Regions from separate parts of the Homo sapiens genome. Here region 2 is linked to region 1. The links are chromatin loops, found by intact Hi-C in ENCODE. Cell type or tissue: PC-9. All regions are shown on one strand.

Region 1 (8,000 bases):
TGGCTGAGGTAGGAGAATCGCTTGAACCCAGGAGGCAGAGGTTGCAGTGAGCCGAGATCACGCCACTGCACTCCAGCCTAGGTGCGACAGAGCCAGACTCCATCTCAATAAAAACAAAAACAAAAACAAAAACAAAACTCAGTCTTCTGACTTTGACCAAAGCCTTTTCCAACCCACTGCTTTATTCTTGAAAAACAAGTGAGTACTGGTTTCATCAAATGTTAAATTGAATTAGTAAGAGATTCTCCTCCTTCCACCTGTCCTCAAGCAGGGTTGGGTCCTATAGTCCTGTTTCATGTCCCCATGAACCTCATGCCCCCTAGAATAACCTGTTAGCCTTAGGAATACATAAATGCTGCACAAAAAGATCCCATGTGCTAAGAGGCTAAGAATCTCCAATGAGTGGGGAGAAAGGCATTAGCTCAAGAAATCAACCCTTGGTTTGGGAAATGTCTTCATAGCCTCTTGGGGAGCAAAGGAAAGAGCTTGAAGGACTTTAGCCGTGACACTCCTCTCAGCATGGTGGCCAGGCCCTTCATCCTTCAGCACCTGCCTACCTCTCATGCCCCTTCATGTCTTTGCTTGGGTTCTCCCGGACCTGTGTGCAATCCCCTGGGCTGTGCCTCCTCCAGCCTCCTGGGCTTCCCATACGCTGCTCTCTCACTTCCCTTCAACTGGAAAACCCAGATTCATCTTTTGCAGTCTTCTGTTTACTTGTCAGTATTCCTTGCTCAGATTAGAAATTCCTTGCCTCACTGCAAGTGCCCAGCAAGGTAGCAGTCAATCATACAAGGGCATGGCAGATGCACCTGGGCCCTTCCTGCATTTGCCCCTTCTTTCTTCCCCTGCTGCCTTCCCTATTATGCCAGAGAGCTTGTTCTGTGCAGCGGAGGGTCTGCCCTGGCTGTGTGCGGGTCAGGGTTGGCTGCATTCTCTCCCGCTGCTTTAGCAGTTCCTTGCCCTCTCTGAGCCCGCTTTTCTTTGTCACATGGGAGTTGATTCATTGGGATCTTATGGAGGCCTTCAGCCCCGTTCAGGGTTTGGTTCTCAAAATTGAATAAAAATCTCTGAGCTTGTGGAGGAAGAGGTTTCCTTTGGGCCTGTGGGCTCAGGTGGGCTGTGCTGAGCTTTACCTGAGGGAACACATTACCCACCAGGATCACACCTGTGGGCAGGGCCTGCCTGCGACGTCCTCCTTCCCAGCTCACCAAGAGCCATTCTCCAGAGACCCTCTGTCTCCCCCTCATCAGTGCTTGTGGCTCCGCAAGCTTCTCACTAGCAGCGTTCATGGTGAAAACTCTCACAAAAATAGCTTCAAGCTGGAACGAGGAAAATAAAATAACTCCGGCCTGTCCCTGCCAAAAACAAGAAAACAGTGTGCGAGCAACTAGCCCAGTCCTCTGGCAATGGATGCTCACAGCGAGGCTCAATCATTTCACTCTCTTCAGCTGCTGTACATCCCCAAGATCCCGTGTCTGGGGTCATGTGCCATTAATTAATTAACTAATTAATTGATTGATCCAATCCTCTGAAGTCACTGAGAATTCAACCTTGTGGTTTGGACTTGTGATTGCTCCAAACTCCTAGCCTTGGTGTCATCTTTTGGGTCACTCCTGAAAATGGGACAACTCCCTGAGTCTCCCTTCTCCACCAGACTTCCCCAGGTCCACACTAAGGAAATGATTGCACAAATAGCTACTTGTTTGATGGGAGGATCATAAAAACACTCCCCTACCCACTGGAATTTAGACTGTGTCTTTTGTTAACAGCCAATTAATAATAATCAGTAGCTGCCTATTGATTTGCTCTCTTGAATTTCCTTTTTTTTTTCTTTAAACAGGTAAAGAATGTAGACCTGGTTTAAGCCGGACAAAGCCAGAATCCTCAAATCCATATGGGTGCAGACATCTGTGAGCCCTGAAGCAATCCAAATGCATCTAAATATTCTTTGCTCTATCACAAATGGATCTAATTTTTTTTTCTGAAAAGGAAGCCAGAAATCCAACGAAGCAGTTCAAATTGTAATTTAAGCTATAGATTTTTAAAAAATTTAAGAAGCTGCTAAACTGGAACGAGGCAGAAGCATCAGAGAGACTCCCGACTAATTGAACAGTCATTTCATTTGGTTCCTGTCCCTGGTAGGAGCGGTCCAAGGCTAACCTCTGGATCCCTGTTCTTCTGTATCTGACAGTGTAGATACCAGCAGGGCATTTTCCAGCCTGATGTAGTCGTGGGTGAGTTTGTCTCAGTGGAGGGACTTTCACACTCTGGCCAAGTCTGGAAAACTGATCACTGTCAGTCCTTCTTGTTTAAAGTGAGTCACCTTGGTGGGTCTACAAATGGAATTGTGAACCTGGGAGTTTAGGGGTATAGCTTCGGCACTGCCATTAACTCACTGTGTGACCCTAGGCCAGGCCCTCCTCTCCTCTTGAGAGTCTGCTCAATTGGAAAATGAGGACATTAAGCTACCTGATCCAGCAGGCCTGTGGGCCTGTGGTAATGGCCTCCAAAGATGTCCCCATTCTAATCCCTGGAACCAGTGAATATGTGACCTTACATCGTAAAAGAGGCTTTGAATAGGTGATTAATTTAGTAATCCTGAGATGGGAAGGTTATTCTGGATTATGCAGTAGGCCCAGTGTCATCAAAAGGGTTCTTTAAAGGCTGGGCATGGGGGCTCACACCTGTAATCCCAGCACTTTGGGAGGCTGAAGTGGGCAGGTCACTTGAAGTCAGGAGTTTGAGACCAGCCTGGCCAACATGGTGAAATCCCAAGTCTGCTAAAAATACAAAAGCTAGCCGGGCATGGTGGTGGATGACTGTAATCCCAGCTACTCGGGAGGCTGAGGCAGGAGAATCGCTTGAACATGGGAGGTAGAGGTTGCAGTGAGCCGAGATCATGCCACTGCACCCCAGCCTGGGTGACAGAGCAAAACTCTGTCTAAAAAAAAAAATTCTTCAAAAATGGAAGAGGGAAGCATGAGAGAAGTCACAGTTAGAGGGAGATGTGCCTGTGTGGATTTGTGACAGGAGAAGGACTTAACCCGTTATGGCTGGCTTTGAAGACTGAGGAAGTGGTTGCAAGCCAAGGAACGTGGGCAGCCTCTAGAAGCTGGAAAAAGCAAGGAAACACAGCCTCCTGTAGAGCTTCCAGAAAGAAATGCAGCCCTGCTGACACTGGGTTTTAGCCCAGCGAGACCTGTGTCAGACTTTTGACCTATAGAACTGTAAGATAATACATTTGTGCTGTTTTAAGCCACGAGGGTAGTAGTTATTTGCAGTGGCAGTGATAGAAAACCATACAAGACCCTTTCTGGCAACTTTACACTCTCTAAGAATAAAAGCTAGCTTAGCTAACAGCTGGCAGCCCCATCTGGGAGAATGCTTGGGAGGAGGCATCACAGGGGTGCTCTGTCCCAGCTGCCTTCTACAGTCCCCAGGACTGCCAGCTCCTGGCCATGCTTGGGCGTGAGCATCCCACTGGGCAGGGGAGGCAGTGCTGTTATGGCACTTTGAGTCTCAGGAGATCATCTGGTCCTGCATCTTCCCTTCACACAGGTAAGGTATTATCTTCATCCAAAAATTGAGGGAGCTGTGCCCAGAGATGTGCATGGTCTCACCCACTGTCACACAGCTACTGAGAGAAGAACGCTGTGGGGCCAGGGCTCATAACTCCTGGTGGGAGACTCTTCCATTTGTCACACTGGGCAAGTAACTTTTCCTTGTGTTAGCGGGTCATGAAGGAGAGACAGACAGATAGGGAGGTTGGATGGCAGAACAGGACTGGAACCCTGAACCCCTGGTCTAGCCAGTGCTTTCTGAGCACCTGTGCTTGAGGGGAAAGGTACAGCCACATTAGGCCTTTCTTCACTGCTTGAGGAGAGACTTTGAGGGGGGAGTGGTGGGGGCCGGGAGGGAAAGTGAAAGATTAGGCTAAAGGAACTGCTGCTATGGAACCAGCATGGTGCTAAGGATGAGGATTCTGCCTGATCAGGAAGTTCTCTCTCACACCTGGAGGCTGAAAAGGGCATGCCCTGTGTCCGTAACACCAAAAGGCACCTCCCAACCTCTCATTCCACCTCTAAGAACTCATGGGGAGCAAGGCAGAGTGCCAGTGTGGCTTCTGGGGGGACAAGGCAGGTCAGTTTGCTGGGGGTGGGGAGGCCAGGAAGGCTCGTGTGTGGGAGGGAGGCCATGCTGGGGCCTGTGTCCAGCCCAAATTCACCGATGGGGTCAGGAGGGGTCAGGGTAGCAGACAGATCACAGGGGGACACAAAGGCCTTCTTGATAGTTTCCATGTCTGAGCAGCATTCTCCAGGCCACGTGCCTGTGGGTCCAGGGCAGCCTCCTTCAGAACGCGGGCTGTGACTCATCAGTGGGACTTGAAGACATTTACAAAGTTGTGAGCAATCTTTAAAAAATTTTAGAATAAACATATAGAGTATGCACATTTTGTAAAAGTAAGTGTTGTTGCGTAAAACTTTACATATACACAGTCTGCAGTTTTGACCTGGCAGGTCCGACCCTTTCCTAGGCCCCGGAGGGAGAGAGACTCGGATGTGGAGAAAAGGCAGAAATAACTCAGCCATTTCCACAAGACCAGCTTTTAATATGACTGTGATTTGAAGCACGAATAAATAAATGCCAAAGAAAATGGAAAAACCAAAGCAAACCTCAGAACATCAAAACTAAAATAAAAAAGCATAAAATGAAGCAAAACAAAACAAATCTCCATCGGACAAACATAAAAGCCCCCCTACCCCAGATAAAAAGAATCAGACTGTACAAGCTGTGTCACAGGGAGAGAAGAACGACATGGGCACCATGGGTGAACACAGGCGTCCCCCACCCGCTGGCTGCTGTGCCGCCGTCATAGGCACTGGGGGGGAGGGAGGTTGGCGCGGGTCACCTTTGGCGCCGAAGCCCCATGGGCAGCTTGGGGAAAAGGGGGTTTTTGGGCAGGTTAAGAACTTTCACAAACGACACAAGAACTGAATGTAGCAGAGAGTCCCATGGGTTCCCTCTTGATTGTGCAGTTCTGATTCCAGGGTGGCCTCATGGTGACTTTGGACCTGGAATCTGGTCCCACTGCACGGGCAGCAGTGTGGACACTGGAAACCGCGTGGAGGAGTGTCATGTACAAGACAGACGTGGAGGTGGCGCCACAAGAAGTCTGAGCATGCAGGTGCTTTATACATCTGGCAGTGAGATGTGATGGCAGGTTCGTTCTTGGACAGTTCCAGAGTGTGACTCATCTCTCCTAAGAGGGACGCACGGCGGGGCCCAAGGATGCGTCGTGTTGGACGTGGCCGGAGCGAGGTCTAGGCAGCTAGTCTGCAATGTGTGCATAGGGGGCTCTTGCTTCTTTCCAGCACTGGGGCCATCCCACCTGAGCTTGCTGTTCCTTGTCCTGGGTCTTGGGCCTCAAGGTCTGTTTGGAGGGAGTGCTGGGTGACTCGAGGGGTGTCAGCAGGCAATCTCCTCCAAGGTCCCCAGGGTCGTCTGCAGGGGCACGTTCACAGTGTGACTGATGGTTTCAGAGTGGTTTGGCATTGTGTCACAAGTACTCTGGAAGGGAAGGGTTGGTGGGAGTTTATTATTCGCTCAGCAAAAATTCTTCATGATGCCACCAGCGGCCCAGCCTAGGCCCTGGGGAAGGTGCTCCCCACTTGTGGGCTGCTTCTGCTCCAGACATCTGATAGGCTAGTTTACCATCTTGGGGGCATGAGGCTGAATGGAATCCTTACCATTGCACACCTGGGTGCCCCCTATGGCAGTGAGAAGGCTCCCTGGTTTGATTGGCTGCTGGTTTGATCCCTCTTAGAGGTGCCCCTCATGTAACTGGACCTATATCTGAGTGGTCTGTAGCTTTGGGGCTGGATGGTCTGAGTCCTGACCTCTCTCTTGGGGGCCTCCCTCGGGGCTATGGTGCAGGAAGTGCAGCCCATGGCTAAGCCTGGGGCAGGGAGGACCCATGGCTGAGGCCAAGCAGAAACGGTAGAAGGCCTTAGAGCTCAGAGCCAGAGCTGGTCAGAGCTGCCCCAAGGACTTTTAGGGTTAAGCTGGACCCAGGGCAATGTAGTTGTGGGTCCCTAAGCGGGGAGGGGCTGAGCTGGCCGCACATGAATCTTCAGGGTGGTTCCCAGGCTGTGGTGGGTGGGAGGCTGGGAGGGATGGGAGCAGGGCACCGCTAGCCAGGAGGCTGTGCCAGGAATTTGGGGAAGATTTGATAGGGCCACAACTAGGGGAGGAGAAACAGGGTGGAGAAGAGGCTGTGACGCTGAGACCTTCTGAAGCAAGGAGGGCTCTGGGGGTGCAAAGGGAACCACTTGCTGAGCACTTACTATAAACTAGGTGCTGTGCTGACTGCTTTGCCGGCAGGATCTCACTGAACTCGGATGACAGCCCCCTGCAGTCTGATCTGATGCAGATGCTTAGACAGGTTTAATATGTAACTTGCCCCCAGGCACACAGCCAGGAAGCCGGAGCCTTAGGATCCAGCCAGGCCAGCTGATGCCAGACCGTGGGCCCCTTCCACACTGCCCTCCCCTTCCCCACTTCCGTTCCACAGAGGCTGCAGGGGACCGGAGAATCAAAGCAAGATTTGTAGACAGTGTGTGGAACAGAAATGGAATCCATATAGGGAGAAGGGGCTGGGATCCATTTTGGATTTGTTGATATTAAGTGGGTGGTGGTCACTCAATGGGCACCGTTTTCCAGGGCTGGAGGTGCTGATTTGGGGCCCAAGGCTGGATGGGGAAAGCTGGCGACACCTGCACCCATCAGCGAAGGCCTGAGCCCAGGAGTAGACTGAGTTTTGGAAGCAGAATGACCAACAGCCACAGAGGGGCTGCCCTCGGGCTATAGGAAAGAGAGGCAGAGTAGGGCAGTGGTTAGAAGTGCTTGGAGGGCAGCTCTGACACTCAGCAGCTGTGGGACTTTGGTCTCTGGGCCTCAACTGCCTCAAATACAAAGTGCCTGACAGTGCCTGACACGTACCAGGCATACAATAGTCAGTAGCTATAATGGGCACTATTGCTACTACCAACTTCATGGGGCTCCATACTCTATCCCTTTCGAATGGGATGGAGGGCCAATGATGCTTTGCTTGTACTTTGCCACCACTGGGGAATAAGGGAGTAGATGTACAGAGCCTGTCCAGTTCTCCCCCTGCTGTGAGATGGGGGAAGCAGCTGTCTGCCTGGGAGAAGCTGGATTGGGCCAGGCAGTTCCTATGTTTGGAAGCACCTCCTGGTGTCTGCTGCATCCGTACTGGCTTCTGGCATGACTCTCAGAGAGAGGCTCGAGGCTCAGCTGGAGTGTCCTTGGATTTGGGAACTGACAGCATGTCCCAAGCCATGGAAAGGTGTGCAGTGAGTCACATCTTTCCTGCCCGGCCCCAGCATCTGGTTTTGTACTGCCGGTACAAGCCAGAGCAGCAGAACAACTTCCAATCAGTGAGCTGCTCTTACCACATTCTCATCGTGGCTCCCTTCGTCCTCCTCTTTGCCAAGCAGGTCTAATAGCTTCTCTTTGATCAGCTGCAAGAAAAGCAGGAAGGGGTTGGTCAGGCCGGGAAGAGGGTGCAGAGGCAGAAGGGACCTCCCTCCATTGGGCCCCACTGGGGTGGCAGCTGCTTGGGCTGTGGCTGAACATACCGTAGCACAAGCCCAGCCTGGCAGCCAGCTCCAGGTGCCTGTCTGTCTCAACCCAGCCTTTTGGCTGAAATGGGATTTTGTTGCAGGAGATGGAGCTAGGAATAGGTAATGGAAGGCCCTGCTTCACAGGGTGAACTGCTGTCTTTGTGGCTGGCGAGTGTTAGTAAGTGGTGTGTGCTGGTATGCTGGCTCCCTGTCTGTCCTCAGGAGCAGCCTTGGGACCCCCTTTCTGTGGCTGGGGCTGGGGGACAAGATTATTATTCACTTGCTAGGCCTGACACTGCACACAATTCAGAAGACCAGGACATGCCTGAGTTCATAACATTTTACTCCTAGCAATAG
Region 2 (8,000 bases), 660 kb after region 1:
TCCTCCACTGCACCGTCAAATGGGTGCTGTTGAACTACCCACCAGCCATGCTGCTAGAGGCCTGCTAAGGTGTCTTCTAATGCAGAGAAAATACTCAAGCCTGAGCCAGTTATGTTAAATAGGAATGCTGAATCTTCAGGACCAAGAATGTTTAAAATAAGGAATCACCATTTTAAATGAAGAGAAAAAGTGAGAATTGCAAGCAACTACAAAAACAAACAAACAAAAATGAAACATGGCTACCCATCTCAACGGTGACGAAGGCTTCCTGGAACAGGGGAACTAGCAGCAGGCAATGCCATTCTGAGCTCCATCCCTGGATACCTCCTTTGATCAGGCAATGAACTACTGGAGCTACTCTTGGACTAGATCTCCAGCCCCCTGATGCCCCCTCTAATCCATCAACCTCATCTTTCTGAAATGGAAACGTGAGCACACTTCTCTGCTTTTCAAAATACTTCTGCAAGTTTCCATCCATCAACAACAATGGTGTTTCTCAGACTGGGTACACAGGCTCCAGGATGGTATGGCAGGACAACCCCCAGGTAAATGTGCACCAGTCCTAGAGTTTATCAATTTTATTTTCACATTGGTATATGTAAAAGAGTAGTACACAAACTTAGCTTAAGTTTTAAAGATAAAATATGAGACTCCCTCAAAGTGTTAAGCCTGGAAAATGCTTTTTTTGGGCTTTGCCTCTGGAGCTGTCAGATTTCCTGTTCCTTCATCTATGCTTTTAAGAGATGAAAAGTTTAAGAACCCATGGGACAAAAATTCAGATTCCATGGGAGTGCTGCATGAGACCCGTCTGGCTTTACCTCTTATCTATATCTGCAGCTCCTTTATCAATTACTCCATGATACAACTTGCTCTTTAGGATAGAAACTCAGAGACTTACTCTTTCAAGTGGATGTCCCATTTGCTCACATCCCAAGCCTGCCTTGACCTCCTTTCTTCGTCTCACATGGCATTCTGTGCTAATTGCTCCCCCTCCAACACACAAACACATGCATGTGCACACATGTACACACGCACACCCAGCATAGCATTTAAAATCCTCTGGGTAATAATCAGAAAAAAACTCCTTCAATAATAAAGACTAACACACATTGAGGGTTGACTACGTGCCTGTGATACTTCCAAACACTTCATCTTATTAGCTCTGCCCCACAACCATGATAGCGTTCCCACTGGTTGGTGAACTGTTCACTAGACATTGAATTAGTGAAAGCAGTTCTCTATGACTGACAGCCAGAATGGGATGGGATATGGGAAAGACAAGGAAGGAGGGAGAAGTGGACTATTTAGTGTTCTCCTAGGGCAACTTTTAGTCAGACCTCATATGATTAAGACACAAAGATCCAGGTTTCTCAGCCTGCGTGGACATCCACTTGGGAGGGTCCAAAGGTCTTGGGAAGGCTACAATTAGTAAGTACATCTTTATGAGTCAAATCACATTGCTGGGGGGTAAAGTCCAGATTAGATGTCAGTGTCTCTATGGCCTGGTCTGGGTCCTGAGTCGCGAGATGCACCGCTTCATGCTTTTATTAGGAACCTGATAAATGGAACCATCTATCTTTTTATTCTCATTCTTTAACGCTAATGAAACAGAAGTCAGGCTTGGAACCTTGAACCTTGTTTAGTGACTAATTCCAGCCACTTTCTGTGATCATTACCTGTGTTGCTCCCCACTTTAAATCAATTGAAATTGCACTCTTCTTGCAAATTGGAATCACATCAGTTCACTTTTCCCCCCCTATTCATTTGGAGGTTTGAAAAGCCAAGAAAAAAAATTTCCAGAATAAAAGAAGTCTCTGGGATCCATCTCTGCACAAATGAAAAATAAACCTCCCGGTTCTTAACCCTTGGCAGTCATTTTTCTTATACCTTGTCCCAAAAGGCCAGTTTCACACACTCCATTAATGCTGGCTGCCACTGGGACAATTACAGACAGACAGCTTTTCCCATTTGAGCAACTTCTTAAATTTAAAAAGCAACTGTGCAGGAAGGAAGGAGACATGTGGCTGCTCTACTACAGACCTTGTAAAAGGAGGTTCTTCTATGCTATTACCCACCCCCTCCCATACCTACCTTTCCTACCACACACAAGAGCTGAAATAAAAGTTGCATTTCACTTGTGTTGTGGCTGTTATTTTATTTTACACTCCTTGCTTAAAAAAAAAAAAAGTCTTCACTTAAAAAAAAATACATCACCCAAACATGTCTGAGATTTTTTGCAAGGCTTGGGTCTGAACCCAGTGCCTTTGATAGGGGCATTTTTCTTAGCCTGCTGTGGCTAAAGATGGGCATGGTCGGATTTCACTCGCTTGGATTAGGATGGACTTGGCCCTAATATTTTGTTTCTTAATGATTCTTCCAATTTTTAAGTGTCCCAAGAGATAGCTTTGACTTTCCACCCCAGCCTGCTGATGTTATCTTCCTAGGAACTGCTACATCTTTTAATACAACCTGTATTCAAGTTCTCCTTATAGGACCTGAGAGATTCAACTGGCAGCATTTAGGACTACCAGGAATCTCCAGTCTGGCGTTGAGATGAGACGCCTGCAGAAATGACTGGAACATACGGCAGAGCCTCTGTGGACAAGTCACTCAACCACCCCAGAGCTCACTTTCTCTATCTATAAAGTGGAAATAGCCATAATATCAATATCATAGGTTTGTGAAATGGGTCAATAAAATAAAGCATGCCACATATGTTACATAACGCCCAGCATGTAGCAAGTTGTTAGCAGGAAGTAATGACAGTGATAATGGTGTAAAGCTTGGGATGGGGGACATAAAGAAGAGAAGTTACTCCGTTTGAGAGAAATCAGGGGTGACCTCATAGAGGCGGCAGCATTACAAAGCCCTGTAGGGTTTGACAGGCTCAGGTGCAGGTGCAGGGGAGTGCAGGAGGCGGTGAAGGTTGAAGGGAGAGAAACTGAGGATGGGATGACAACAGGCCTCAGGGAAGAGTGAGGAGACCATTTCATTTTAACTGAGGCATAAAGGGGATGAGGAGGGCAGAGGAGGCAAGGGCTGCCTCCAAGAGAAGCCCAGGTGCCAGGGCAAAGGGCTTGGGCTTTCTCTTTGGGTGAGAAGAAGCTATAGCAGACATGGAGCAGATTTCTCTTGAAGCACACACTGTTTTATCTAACAGGCTGCCTTCCAGAGCAGTGATGTCTGCATCAAAGTCATATAATATCAGAGCTGAAAGGCATCTGAAGAATCATCTGATGCAAACCCTTTTTTAAAGATGGGGAAACTGAGGCTCAAAAGGAGGAGTGATGTTCAGGCAAAGGCTCCAGGACCACATATCACCAGGGAGCAGGAGAGGATTCCTACACTGGGGATGAAGGACATGTCCTCTGTGTCCCTTTCATTTTATGGCTTCTGAGATCCTCGCCCAGTCCCCTGCACCCACAGCGATAGCAAAACTCTCTCGGGGAGAAACATGGGTCCTGGCAGCTCTCATCTTCAGGGGATTAAATCCTATGCATACTTCAATATCCAAAGAAGTGGCTCCCTGAACCTACCTTACTGTCAGAATCATTCGTGAAGCTTTGTAAAGATGTGGGCAAGTGAGACCTGTCCTTTGAGCTGGGGATTCTGTAGGTCTGAGCTAAGGTCTGTGCATCCGTGTCTTTTTTTTTTTTTTGGAGACGGAGTCTCACTCTGTTGCCAGGCTGGAGTGCAATGGTGCCATCTCGGCTCAGTGCAAGCTCCGTCTCCTGGGTTCAAGCGATTTCCCTGCCTCAGCCTCCTGAGTAGCTGGGGCTATAGGCACATGCCACCAAGCCCAGCTAATTTTTTTGTATTTTAGTAGAGACGGGGTTTCACCATGTTGGCCAGGCTGGTCTTGATCTCTCGACTTCGTGATCCGCCCACCTCGGCCTCCCAAAGTGCTGGGATTACAGGCGTGAGCCACCGAGCCTGGCCCGTGTCTTTAGCAAGATATTTTCAGAAGCTCCGTGCTCCAAGAAGGTGCCCTTCATTTCTCCCGACAGTGGGGAGTCCCCTCCTCTTTCCCAGCGTATTACAGTTCCTTTGCAATGATTTTTCTCCCTTCTTCCAGAAAACATATCTGAGTTACCTTTGAAACTCACCCTCATTCATTCCCTTGGCCCTAGGACAATTTTTGTTGTTTGTTTACATGACAGATACTAAATGAAAAAATGTTTGGTGAATGATTGAAGGAATAACTGAAATACTGTGCAAATCAATGAATAATGGCAATAGTAGAAGCTACTATTCTTAGCACTTGCTCTGTGTCAGACATGGCTAAATATTTTTTATGTGTGTGTCATTTAAGTCTTGTGTCCCTATGAACAAAATACTATTTTCTTCACTTTATAGATATGGGAACTAAATTCAGAGAGATGAAGTGACCTGTCCAAGTTCGAACAACTTGTAAGTTATGGAATAAATAATTTTTTAATGGGTGAATAAACAAATCCATGCCGCTCGTTCTGTGATATCCAGGGCTCTAGTGCTGTCCCTGGCTGGCCTGAAAAAGAAGCAATGTTGCTCTCTTCTGCTCTCTGCCGGCCGAATGTAGTGTAGCACAAAGAGCTCAGAAGTCTGTCTTAGGCCCTGCATTTGTGGTCTGAGCCCAGAAATTGAGGAATCACGTGACCTTGGGTAACTCATTTCACTTTTCTGAGCCTCTTGTTTCTTTGTCTTAAAAATGAGAATGACAATCTCATCAATGAAAACTACTTGGGGATTTGGGGGAAACCGAATCAGATAAACAAAGGTGGGCACTTTGCAAGATTTGGACACAATAGTTACACAAATAAAAGCGTCCGCCTTCTGGTGTTGTGGAGATTAATGACCTAATTCTTGTAAAGTGCTTAGACCAGTACCAGGCACATAGCAAGTTACCACTCAATATCAATTAATGTTATCATCGTTATTTCCCTTTAACCCTTTAGTGACTCATCTTCTTTATTCTCTTTTCACCTGTCATGCTCCATCTACCTGAAATCTTCCTCTTGTCTGACACATTGCTCCTCCAGCTGGATTTGGGCATAGGCTCAGGGTGGCTGCAGTGTGTTGTAGGAATGTGAGAGGTACCAGGATGTCCTGTCTACTCTGGCATCAGGAATTCCCAAGGGGTATCTCTGGCCTTGGGCTCTGCACGGGCCCCGTGATCAGCTCCACACCTGTTTGTTCCAAGGAATCATGAGCTTAAGCAGAGTTTGGAAGTCTTTGAAAAAGCCTGCAACCTGGGGTTCTTGCCTTGGGGGACACAGATGAGCTTCACGGCCTCCCACATTTGCTTGCTTGGGTTTATAGGTACATCTCATTTTATTCTTTTTTAAATTAAAAAAAAATTGATACAGGGTCTCTGGGTCACCCAGGCTGGAGTGCAGTGGTGCAATCAAGGCTCACTGCAACCTCTGCCTCCCAGGCTCAAGCCATCCTCCCACCTCAGCCTCTTGAGTAGCTGGGACTACAGACGTGTACTACCACACCGGGCTAATTTTTGTATTTTTCGTAGAGACAGGGTTTCACCATGTTGCCCAGACTGGTTTCAAACTCCTGGGCTCAAGTGATCCACCCACCTCGGCCTCCCAAAGTGCTGGGATTACAGGTGTAAGCCAGTGCACCTGATTTAGCCTCATTTTATTGCACTTTGCTTTACTGTACTTTGCAGATAATGCATTTTTTACAAATTGAAAATTTGTGGCAATCCAGCGTCAAGCAAGACTATAGATGTCATTTTTCCAACAGCTGTCTCTATGATGTCACATTTTTGTAATTCTTGCAATATTTCAAACTTTCTTATTATTACTGTGTCTGATATGACGATCTATGATAAGTGATATTTAATGTTACTATTGTAGTTGTTTTGGGGCACCATGAGCCACATCCATATAAAACAACAAATTTAATTGATGATTGCTGTGTGTGTTCTGACTGCTTCATCTCTTTCCCTTTCTTTGGGAAATTGTTTCCCTGAGACACAACAATATTAAAATTAGGCCAATTAATAACCCTACAATGGCCTCTAAGTAGTCAAGTGAAAGAAGGAGTCACACATCTCTCACTTTAAATCAAAAGCTAGAAATGATTATGCTTAGTGAGAAAGGCATGTAGAAAGCTGAGACTGGCCTAAAGCTACGCCTCTTTCACTAAATAGCCAAATTGTGAATGCAAAGGAAAAGTTCTTGAAGGAAATTAAAGGTGCTACTTGTGAACACAGGAATAAGAAGAAAGTGAAAGCCTTCTTGCTGATATAGAGAACGTTTCAGTGGTCTGGATAGAAGATCAAACATGCCCAACATTCTCTTAAACCAAAGCCTAATCCAGAGCAAGGCTCTAACCCACTTCAATTCTATAAAGGATGAGAGAGGTGAGGAAGCTGCAGAAGTAGTTTGAAGCTAGCAGAGAGAGGCTGGTTCATGAGGTTTAAAGAAAGAAGCCATCTCCACAACATAAAAGTGCAAGGTGAAGCAGCAAGTGCTGATGTAGAAGCTGCAGCAAGTTATCGAGAAAATCTAGCTAAGATAATTGATGAAGGTGGTGATATAGCTTGAATACATGTCTCCACCAAATCCCACGTTGAGTTGTCCCTCCCATTGTTGGGGGTGGGGCCTGGTGGAGGTGGAAGGTGTCTGGGTCATGGAGGTGGATCCCTTATGGTTTGGTGCTGTCCTCCTGATAGTGAGTGAGTTCTCCTGAGATCTGGTTAAGTTTGTGCCCCCCATGCCACTGCCTCGCTTGCACCTTCTTTTGCCATGTGAAGTACCCGCTCCTGCTTCCCCTTCCACTGTGAGTGGCATGCTGGTGCCATGCCTGTATAGCCACTAGAATCATGAACCAATTTAACCTCTTTTACTTATAATTTACCCAGTCTCAGGTATTTCTTGGTAGCAATGCAAGAACAGCCTAATATAGGTGGCTACACTAAACAATATTTTCAGTGTAGACAAAACAGCCTTATATTGGAAGAAGATGCCCTCTAGGACTTTCATAGCTAGAGAGAAGTCAATGTCTGGCTTCAAAGCTTCAAAGAACAGGGTAACTCTTTTGTTAGAGGCCAGCGTAGGAGGTGACTTAAGTTGAAGCCAATGCTCATTCACCATTTTGAAAATCCTGGGACCCTTAAGAACATCTATTCTGCGCCCATGGATCAAGAAGTAATTTTGACCTTTAAGTCTTATTATTCAAGAAATATATTTTATAAAGCTATAGCTGCCATAGATAGTAATTCCCCTGATGAATCCGGGCAAAGTGAATTCAGAACCTTCTGGAAAGGATTCACCATTCTAGATGCCATTAAGAACATTTGTGACTGATGGGAGAAGATCAACATATTAACTTTAGTGGGAGTTTGAAAGAGATGATTACAACTCTCACGGATGGCTTTGAGGAGTTCAAGGCTTCAGGGGAGGAAGTCACTGCAGATGGGGTGGAAGTGACAAGAGGACTAAGAAGTGGAGCCTGAAGATGTGACTGAATTGCTTCAATCTCATGAAAAAACTGGAACAGATGAAGTTCGAAGTAAGAGTTGTTTTTTATGGGTGAGCAAAGAAAGTGGTTTCTTGAGATGGAATCTACTCCTGGTGAAGATACTGTGAATACTATTGACGTAACAAAGGATTGAGCATATTACATAAACTTAGTTGATAAAGCAGCAGCAGGGTTTGAGAAGATTGACTCCAGTTTTGAAGGCGTGGGTAAACTGTGGGTAAAATGCTACCGAACAGAATTGCATGCTACCTGTTAAATCCTTTGTTAAAGGAAGGGTCAGTCTACATGGCAAACTTCATTGTTTTATTTTTAAAAATTGCCACAGTCCCCCAGCCTTCAACAGTCCCCATCCTGATCAGTCAGTAGCCATCAGCATCAAGCTAGCAAAAAGATTACAGATCACCAAAGGCTCAGATGATCATCAGCACTTTTTAGCAATGAAATATTTTTTAATTAAGGGCTGACTTTTTTTAGACATACTGCTATTGCACACTTAGTAGACCACAGTATAATGTAAATGC

Evidence for each region. A loop is a pair of places that touch in the nucleus more often than their neighbours do. Peaks named below come from ENCODE experiments on the same cell type or tissue, not always from the same donor. Only the 100,000 strongest peaks of a DNase experiment are listed, where the experiment ranks them.
Region 2: a loop joins it to region 1, with 4 times the contacts of the local background. A loop is called at or near these places in 7 of 110 quality-filtered maps.

What each region holds. Positions count from the first base shown.
Region 1 is chr17:33,008,499-33,016,498 of GRCh38, forward strand. ASIC2 (acid sensing ion channel subunit 2) reads right to left here. Exons shown (of 10, transcript NM_183377.2): 9 at 7,473-7,541; 10 at 4,589-5,568. The coding sequence ends at 5,467. Among named protein-coding and RNA genes, the nearest start is that of SPACA3, 21 kb to the left of the region's middle. RefSeq lists an enhancer at 5,779-6,280. In PC-9, no CTCF peak of the experiment used is centred here; a DNase peak (open chromatin) is centred at 4,383; H3K27me3 peaks cover 4,808 bases.
Region 2 is chr17:33,670,254-33,678,253 of GRCh38, forward strand. It overlaps a transcript of ASIC2 not described here. Among named protein-coding and RNA genes, the nearest start is that of ASIC2-AS1, 120 kb to the left of the region's middle. In PC-9, CTCF peaks have their summits at 4,556 (motif pointing left) and 4,758; no DNase peak of the experiment used is centred here.